Regions from separate parts of the Homo sapiens genome. Here region 2 is linked to region 1. Evidence: chromatin contacts called from ENCODE Hi-C or POLR2A ChIA-PET data. All regions are on one chromosome and are shown on one strand. The core of a region is the stretch at or near the end of the contact, and the rest is flanking DNA. Distances in the headings are between cores, read along the strand shown. Region 1 holds the start of LINC01381 (long intergenic non-protein coding RNA 1381). Region 2 overlaps ADCY3 (adenylate cyclase 3).

Evidence for each region. Hi-C counts contacts between places; a loop is a spot of excess contacts on that map. ChIA-PET counts read pairs that join two places held with the same protein, here RNA polymerase II (POLR2A).
Region 2: a map of posterior vena cava shows a loop between it and region 1 (8-fold over the local background). The contact joins the enhancer-like site here to the promoter of LINC01381 in region 1. A Hi-C loop is called at or near these places in 2 of 168 maps with a recorded cell type or tissue (IMR-90 and posterior vena cava). POLR2A ChIA-PET finds 5 or more read pairs at or near these places in 1 of 52 experiments (B cell).

Annotation. Positions count from the first base shown.
Region 1 is chr2:25,202,298-25,207,103 of GRCh38, reverse strand. LINC01381 (long intergenic non-protein coding RNA 1381) reads right to left here and starts at 2,791. Exons shown (of 2, transcript NR_132378.1): 1 at 2,555-2,791. RefSeq lists a silencer at 2,454-2,793.
Region 2 is chr2:24,859,100-24,863,905 of GRCh38, reverse strand. The region is part of intron 3 of ADCY3 (adenylate cyclase 3); the gene reads left to right. Among named protein-coding and RNA genes, the nearest start is that of ADCY3, 59 kb to the left of the region's middle. Within about 2 kb of position 2,170, at least 5 of the 41 ENCODE cell types and tissues checked have a DNase peak (open chromatin) inside an H3K27ac peak, as active enhancers do.

The DNA.
Region 1 (4,806 bases), core at 1,542-4,041:
AAAAAGGACCTCATAGTAACCTTGCTAGGTAGATACGGCAGGGGAAATTATCCCCGCTTGACTGTTGAGAAACTGCAGTTCAAAGAATGTTCGTTGATTTGCTCAAGACGGTATGGCTAGTCCTGGCAAGGCTAGGCGGCATCTCTGCCTTCTGCCATCCTGGCCCACCATTCTCTCCTTTCTTTCACCTGCCTTTTCTAGCTCAACTTATCCCCTCTTTTTATTTATTATTTTTTGAGACGGAGTCCCGCTCTGTTGCCCACGCTGGAGTGCAATGGCGCGATCTTGGCTCACTGCAACCTCTGCCTCCCAGGTTCAAGCGATTATCCTGCTTCCGCCTCCTGAGTAGCTGGAATTACAGGCACGCGCCACCATGTCCAGAGAATTTTTGTATATTTTTAGTAGAGATGGGGTTTCACCATGTTGGTCAGGCTGGTCTCAAATTCCTGTCTCGGCCTCCCAGAGTGTTGGGATTATAGGCCTGAGCCACCGCACCTGGCCTTCCCCTCTTTTAATTGATAAGATGACATAGCAGCATTAAAGATAAATATTTAAACTAAAATCTCTCGGCTGGGCACAGTGGCTCACGCCTGTAATCCCAGCACTTTAGGAGGCCGAGGCAGGTGGATCACGAGGTCAGGAGATCGAGACCATCCTGGCTAACACGGTGCAACCCTATTGCTACTAAAAAAAATTAAAAAAAATAGCCGGGCGTGGTGGCGGGTGCCTGTAGTCCCAGCTACTTGGGAGGCTGAGGCAGGAGAATGGCGTGAACCCGGGAGGCGGAGCTTGCAGTAAGCCGAGATTGTGCCACTGCACTCCAGCCTGGGCGACAGAGCGAGACTGTGTCTCAAAAAAAAAAAAAAAAGAAAGAAAAGAAAAGAAAATCTTTCAAATACCACCATTTATATAACACATTTCTACATATGCACACGTGTGCTTTAAAAAACAGCTCTAGGCCGGGAGTGGTGGCTCACGCCTGTAATCCCAATACTTTGGGAGGCCGAGGTGGGTAGATCACCTGAGGTCAGGAGTTTGAGACCAGCCTGGCCAACATGGTGAAACCCTGTCTCTACTAAAAATACAAAATTAGCCAGGTGTGGTGGCACACGCCTATAATCCCAGCTACTTAGGAGGCTGAGGCAGGAGAATTGCTTGAACCCGGGAGGTGGGGGTTGCAGTGAGCCGAGAGCGCACCATTGCACTCCAGCCTGGGCAACAAGAGTGAAACTCTGTCTCAAAAGAAAAAAAGAAAAAGAAAAAAAAACCCAGCTCTAGTAAAATTGTAATTTACAATTGTGATAACACTGTATAGAACAAAACACACAAGTATAAGTAACATTTGGGAAATCTGCATTAGATCAGCAGGTTACATCCCTGTCAATATGCTGGTTGTGATATTGTACTATAGTTCTGCAAGATGTTACCATTGGGGAAAACTGGGTAGAGGTGGGATCTCTGTATCATTTCTTTTTTTTTTTTTTTTTCTTGAGACGGAGTCTCACTCTGTCACCAGGCTGGAGTGCCGCGGCCCGATCTTGGCTCACTGTAACTTCTGCCTCCCGGGTTCAAGCGATTCTCCTGCCTCAGCCTCTCGAGTAGCTGGGACTACAGGCACATGCCACATGCCCGGCTAATTGTTGTATTTTTAGTAAAGACGGAGTTTCACCATGTTGGCCAGGATGGTCTCAATCTCTTGACCTCATGATCTGCCCGCCTCGGCCTCTCAAAGTGTTGGGATTACAGGCGTGAGCCACCGCGCCCGGCCTATATTTTCTTATAACTGCATGTGAATCTGCAAGTATCTATATAACATTTTCGATTAAAAGAAAAAGCAATTCTGAAGGAGTTGAGATCCATGAGAATTTACCATTTCATGTTAAACCATTTTTCATTAAGATTACATTATAAACATTTCCCCGTGTTTCTACAGACCTTGCAATAATCACTTACTGGCTACACGGCATTCCATCTAGTGGGTGTAAAACCGTTCCCTTAACCATTCTCCCTTGCTAGGTGGCGAGGTTGTTTTCAATTTTTAGCTCACACTAATAATGCCATAATGAACATGATTATGCCTAGGGCACGGTTATTCCTTTGAATTATTTCATTAGGATACATTCCCAGGGAGTGGGGTGCCTGGGCATAAGGTTCTGGACCTTTATGACTGTATTAGGTATTATTAATTTAATATTATATCCTTATTATTGCCCTTTCTAAGGTACAGATCGGCTTTTCCCCAAGTGAGCAAAAGTTCTCTGGCGCGCCTTTCAGCATTCAGATTTGTGGGGGAAAACCTAGGGGCCCCCCACTTGTTTCCGCCTGCACAGTGTCAGGCCAGAGATTTGAGTGGCAGAATGACAGAGGCAGCAGAGTGCAGCTAGAGGAGCTGTCACGGGCGTCACCCTCCCACGGGGCCCGGGCGGGCGTCCGGGGACCTCCTGGGACTCGGTGGCGCCGGCTACCTTCTCCCCAGAGCAGCAGAGGCCGTGAGGGGCCCTGCGGGGCCATGAGGGCGCGCGGCTTTCTTGAAAACAGAGCAGCCTCTGCTCACCCTGCAGGCGCTCTGGAGCTGCAGGAGGCCATTTCTAGAAGGCACCGGATTCGGCCTAATGCGGTGGCGAGGCCGCTGCGTCCCTCGGAGCCCGGTGGGGAGGCCCTGGGTGCCGCGCCCCAAGGCTCGCGGGCGATTGCCGCCCGTGAGGCGCCGCCGGGGAAGTCCGGAGCCCTGGCGTCCCCAAAGCCGTCCGCGGCTCTGCGTCCCAGTCCCGGGCGAGCGCCGCGCAGAGGCCCGAGGACCCCACGCCTGGGTGGGGAAGGCGCGGCCTCGCCATCTTGCTGGGCCACGGGCGCTCGGCGCAGGCGTGCGCGCTTGTGCAGTGTTCACCTCTTTTGGGATTTTATTCTCGTTTCATTTAATTTAACTCATTTAAAAAATTTTTTTTATTTTACTTTTTCTTTCATTTTAGTTTTGTTTTAAATTTTATTAATTTCATTAAATTTAAATTTTGTTAATTTAATTTTAATTTTAGGTGGTTTTTTTTTTCAGTTTGGATTGCCAGGTTAAATGTAGGAGGTCCAGTTAAATTCAAATTTCAGATAAGCAACAGATACATTTTTAGTATACATCTATCCTGTTTAGGATGTCCTATTTAGTATCAGAATGTCTCCAACGTTTTGTCCTGGTTTTTTGTTTGTTTGTTTGTTTGTTTTTTGCGACAAGGACTTGCTTTGTTGCCCAGGCTGGGGTGCAGTGGCACAATCATAGTTCACTGCAGCCTCCAACTCCTGGACTCAAGAGATCTTCCTGCCTCAGCCTCCAGAATAGATGTACACCACTACACTCAGCTAATGTTTGTATTTTTTGTAGAGCTGGGGGGCGTCTCGCTATTTTGCCCAAGCTGGTCTCGAACTCCTGGGCTCAAGTGATTCTCCTGCCTTGGTCTCCCAAAGTGCTGGGATTCCAGGCATGAGCCACCACTCCTGGCCTGGCCTGTATTTTTATTTGCTAAATCTGGCAACTCAATTTGTGGTAGAACCCCTTCTTTGGAGGACATCTGACTCAGAACCCTAATACCTACCCAATGACAGCGAGTGGTCTGTGTGAACTGGGGCCAGGACTAGGGGGTGCAGGAATGTGAGTGTCACCCAGTGTCTCCCAGACTGGCCTGAGGAACCCCCTGAGCAGAACCGAACCACTGAACCTCTCTTACAGGGGCTGAACTCCCCGAGGGCAAGACAGCAACAGCCGCACCAGGTAGACTCTGTACATTGGATTATTCCAGCCATGGCTGGCTCCTGTCCTCTCAAAAGTCCCTCACGGGCCGGGCACAGTGGCTCACGCCTGTACTTCCAGCACTTTGAGAGGCCTCACTTGAGGCCAGGAGTTCAAGACCAGCCTGCCCAACATGGCAAAACCCTGGCTAATACAAAAAATTAGCCAGGCATGGTGGCACACACCTGTAATCCCACCTACTTGGAGAGGCTGAGGCACAAGAATAGCTTGAACCTGGGAGGTGGAGGTTGCAGTGAACCAAGATCGTGCCACTGCACTCCAGCCTGGGCAACAGAGCGAGACTCTGTCTCAAAAAAAAAAAAAAAAAAAAAAAAATCCCTCAGGCCCATATCCTGTGAGCAACAAGCTCTGAAGGAGGGGCCCAGGTCTGCCACTATGGGATGTGGGCAAGTCACTGGCCTCAGTTTCTCCATCTGTGAAATGGGGCTGTTGTTTGGGCTGCTGGAGATAATCTATGTGAAAGTGCCTGGTGAACCTGGACACCCAGAGACTCTAAAGCATGCTTTTTACTGAGGCATAATTCACAAACAGTGACATTCCCCAATTTTAAGTATTGAACTCAGTGCATTTTGACTGATGTTTACAGTTGTGTGACCACCACAATTGCATATATATACATATACAAACATATATGTTGAAGAGTTGAAGGCCATAGCCCTTCTTTGAGGAATTCCGGGTCTGGTGGAGAAGCAGACCACGTGTACTTGACCACCACACACCTGTGTGAGCAGCAGCTCAGGAAGGAACACGGGGGCCAGCGAGGTATGCGGCCACTCTTCCGGCTGTAACGCCCTAGATAGAGCATTTAGTCTGGCCGCCTCTAACGCAGCCACATCAAGCCTTCAGTCCCACCCTTGCTGGGTCTGGAATACCCGGGCAAAGCCACATCCTCTTTCCTCTTTTATCTGGCAGAGGCTCATTCCTCTCCATGTTTCAAGGCCCAACTCAGATGCTACCTCCTCTGAGAAGCCACACCGATTTTCCTGGTGATTCTGGGACAGATTTGTGGC
Region 2 (4,806 bases), core at 921-3,420, 340 kb after region 1:
TTTTGGAAACCCTCCCCAAAGGATTCCTATTTGAAAACCCCAGCCCCAGGGAACCAGCCTCAAGGCAGGAGTGACATCCTGTGGGCTGTTTCCTGCCTTATCCTCATTTGGCTCAAGCCACAGACAGATAAACTCAAGTTTGGAAGAGTTCCTTTGCTTTCTTGGCCTACACTGTGTAATATTTGGCAAGAATATACAATTATAAAGAAATAAAAAAGAGGTTGGCATAGTGGCTCAACGCCTGTAATCCTAACACTTTAGGAGGTTGAGGCAGGAGGATTGCTTGAGGCCAAGAGCTCAAGACCAACCTGGCCAACATAGTGAGACCTCCATCTCTAAAATAAAAGACTGATAGAGGCTGTATTAGGGTTCTCTAGAGGGACAGAACTAATGGAATAGATATCTATGAAGGGGAGTTTATTAAGTTTTGACTCACATGATCACAAGGTCCCACAATAGGCCATCTGCAGGTAAGAGCAAGGAGAGCCTGTCCGAGTTCCAACACTGAAGAACTTCAAGTCCACTGTTGGAGAGCTGGATGCATCCAGCACAGGAGAAAAGTGTAGGCTGTATGGAGGCTAGGCCAGTCTCTCTTTTCACCTTTTTCTGCCTGTTTATATTCTAGCAAACTGGCCACTGATTAGATTGTGCCCACCCAGATTTAGGGTGGGTCTGCCTTTCCCAGCCCACCGACTCAAATGTTAAACTCCTTTGGCAACACCCTCACAGACACACCCAGGATCAATACTTTGTATCCTTCAATCCAATCAAGTTGACACTTAGTATTAACCATCACAGAGGCATATTCCTTCAAGCCTTTTTTTTGGTCCTGATATTTGAGAGTGTCCTAGCCATGTTTTATCCTGATTAAGAGATTATAAATGTAACACCTTCCTCTCACATAGTATAGCAGCTGAGAGCCAAGTACCAGAGTCTCTGCCCCTCTCCTATGGCCTTAGGGGAGATAAGTGTTAAGTAGTTATTGCACAGTGCCTGCACATAGACACTCAAACTCTCTACCATCATATGATTGTTGGATACAATTTTGAAGATATAGAAAAGTAGAAGAGGCCACCAAAACCTCCCTTAATCTGGGACTTTTTTTGAAAAATAATTTTTAAAAATGAATATGGTATTATAAATTAGATATGCAGTTAGAAAAACTCAGGTTTGCTTCATTTTTTTTTCTTTTTTATAGAGCTAAAATGAAACCCCTTGAAAGTGGTTTAGTACACTCACCATGTTGTGCCACCACCACCTCTAGCTAGTTCCGCAACATCTTCCCCCAAAAGAAAACTTGGGACCCGAGCTTGATTTTTATTTGTTTTTATTTTTTTTAATTAATTAATTTTTTTTTTTTGAGGCGGAGTCTCGCTCTGTCCCCGAGGCTGGAGTGCAGTGGCACGATCTCGGCTCACTGCAAGCTCCGCCTTCCGGGTTCACGCCATTCTCCTGCCTCAGCCTCCCGTGTAGCTGGGACTACAGGTGCCCGCCACCATGCCCGGCAAATATTTTGTATTTTTAGTAGAGACGGGGTTTCACCGTGTTAGCCAGGATGGTCTCGATCTCCTGACCTCGTGATCCGCCCACCTCAGCCTCCCAAAGTGCTGGGATTACAGGCGTGAGCCACCGCGCCCGGCTACCGAGATTGATTTTTAAAACCAGATAGAAAGGGACCTGGTGAGCCCTGGGACAGGCCTTGCACGTGAGGACAAGGGACCCAGACCCTAGCACAGTCCCACAGTCCTATGCTCCAGCCTCACCTTGTGGTGGATACCTGTCTGTACTGGGGGTTGGGGAGGGATGACCCCGCTGGTCATCTTGGACCTGGATTTGCATCCACAGCCTCTGCCAGCGTTTTTGGGGGACTGTGAGCCCTGGCTTTCTCTGTGTGGTGTTGGTACTTTACCTCTCTGGTCTTTAGTTTAATTTTCTGAAAATGGGATTAAAAATAATACCATTGTTAGGGGATAGTTTGGGAATCACATGAAATAAGGCAGAGGGGAGTCTAAAAACCATGAAGCCCTTTGGGGCTCCAAGATGCCGTCACGCTGGCCCCCAGCCCCTGGGGAGGCACCGGCTGAAGTCAGGGTGGTGAGGTAGGATGGGAGCTGGCTGGGGCCTGTGCATCCTTCCCCTTCTCTCTTCCAGCCAGGACAGAGGTCACTCCCTCCCAAGGCATTGGGGCTGACGTTGGGAGTGGCGTGGGCTCTGGGCTGATTTGACGTTTCAGAAACATCAGCTGACGGGTCTTCGGAGCTGAGTGCAGGCCGGTACTAGAGGCTGCATGACCCCGTTTCACTTTCCTCCTGTAAAAGCTCCTCATGAGAATAAAAATGAGATAATAGATGGAAAAACACTTTGGAAAGGGCCGCAGACAGTCCTGGTATGAGAGGAAACAGAACCTGGTTTGGAAGTGGCTCCAAAGAGCCATTTGAGGTCAGTGTCAGAGCAGGCCATCCCTTACTTACATGTGTGCTTAATGTCTTTTTTAAGAAAATTCTCCATTTAAAAAAATTATGAGTGTCTCCTATAAAAACAATCGTTAATCTACCCTCTGCAAAAAAGGGGCCTCCTTCCAGAATTGAGTGCCCAGGGTCCATGTCTCACTTTTTATTTGGTCAGGTGCTCTTATCTTTTTTTTTTTTTTTTTTTGAGATGGAGTCTCACTCTTTCGCCCAGGCTGGAGTGCAGTGGCACGATCTTGGCTCACTACAACCTCCACCTCCCAGGTTCAAGCGATTCTCCTGCCTGAGCCTCCCGTGTAGCTGGGACTACAGGTGCCCACCACCACACACAGCTAATTTTTGTATTTCTAGTACAGACGGGGTTTCACCATGTTGGCCAAGCTGGTCTCAAACTCCTGATCTCAAGTGATCTGCCTGCCTTGGCCTCCCAAAGTGCTGGGATTGCAGTCGTGAGCCCCATGCTCGGCTATTTATCTTGTTTTCTAAGCTGCCTTAAGAGTGTGCGGCTGAAGGGCAGCCCTGGCCATGTGGCTGTCCCAGCAGGTGTCTCCTCGCTGGGCCTCAGCTTCCTCCTCTGCTGTGAAGTGAGGTGTAGGGATGCGCTGGTGACCTGAGCCCGCTCTCTCTCTTGCCATCCCCTGGGAAGTTGTACCTTCTGTTATGAAGATGACCAGCCTCCTAATGACAGTCAACTCCCAGATGGGTGGGCAGCCAGCCATGGTCCAGGAGGGTGAGGCGGCACAGTCCCTCAAGCACAGGCATCCCTTTCTGCCTCCTCACTGGGGTGAGCATGTCCACATGTCAAAGGGTGCATTGAGGCAACAGAGCATTTGGGTAATGGCAAGGGTCTCAGATTCCAGTGGCTTTGCTGCTTTAACCTCCCTGGCTCCAGTCTCCTTCAGGGAGGTAGTGGAGCCTGCCCTGCCCTGAGGCCTTGTGGATTTGGAGCTCTTGGTGCAGCCCTGGCATGCGAAGCGTCCTCTTTGCCTCTGCCGAACACATATCTGGCTTCGCAGGCAGTGCCATGGCGCTTCCCTGTGGTGCGGGGCCGCCAGGGTGCATGCTGACCTTGGTCCAGCCTCCCGGCTCTGTGGGCATGTGAGGGTAGAGCAGGAGGCCCAGAGGACAGAACTGGAGTTGTTTGTCTTTATTCCCATGTGACCACACTTCAGGGGTTAGTTGGGGACCTTGAGGGTTGCTAAGCACCCCAGCCGCCACCTGGCAACAGGCGGCACCCAGAAAACCCACTCAGCACACACCTGCTGCCAGGTGGAGCTACAAAACTGAGCCTCTCTGAATCATACTCAGAATCACTTCCCAGGGATCGGAACATGGTTGACGGAGGATGTGGGAAGATGGAGGGATGACAGGGGCAGGCCTATGCTTCCTTCACACGCGTCCTGTGTGGTTAACTGGCCCTGTGCCTGGTCCTCCCTCGGAGGTGAGGACTGTCCACAGTGCCCACCCTCAGACAGGAGGATGCTGCAGCCAGGGCACGTAGAGGGAGAGCCCAGGGCAGACTGCACAGGGTCTAGGGTAGAAAGCCATCCCCATCTTCACCCTTGGGATCCTGGGGAGACAGCTGAGGTGGACGCTGGGTGGGTTTCCATTCAGGTCTTGGGGGACTGCACAGAGACACAGCTGCCTCTCCCCACCTCTCCTTCTGCTTTAACCCACGTGCAGGGTCACCTGTTACTAGGGATGGTGTTTTTCCTTCATGCCGGTCTTACAGGGAAGAACCGCCCATTGACCACAAGCGTCAGGCCCCTCTCCTGGGAGCCCCGGAGCTTGGGACACTGGGAGGCTGCCATTTCCTAAGCTTGGATTGTATCTCTTGCTTTTCTGAATGTTCTTCCTCTGTAACCTTTGCCCAAGCCTGGTCACTGTTTCCCCCAAGACCTTTTGCTATTAGGACAAGGTGTCATCAACCCTGAGCCCTGTTCTTATAGGCGCTTGGTAGGGGAGAGGGGAGTCAGAGCCAGAGGCCAGTTGCCTCTTGGCCTGGGGTTGGGCTTCTAGTGCCAAGCCCCACCATGCCACTGTTATCCTGGCAACAGTGAGGTCGGGGCAGGGGGACCACTAAGAGTGGGAAGAGGAGACGAAGCTGGTGTCGAGTGGGAGGGCTGTGCCTCTGCCTGTGGATCCATAGCTGCTCTGCGTCTTGCTCGTTGCACCGTGGCTGCATCATGGCATTCTCCGCGTCTAATGTAATGGGTCAAATCCATTGTCTGCTTCACAGGAGACACACAGACACGTCCCCACCCCCAGCATCAGCCTTGCATTGTACTCGCTATCTTCTTCACAGAACCACCCACAAAGATATCTAATATTTTTAGTT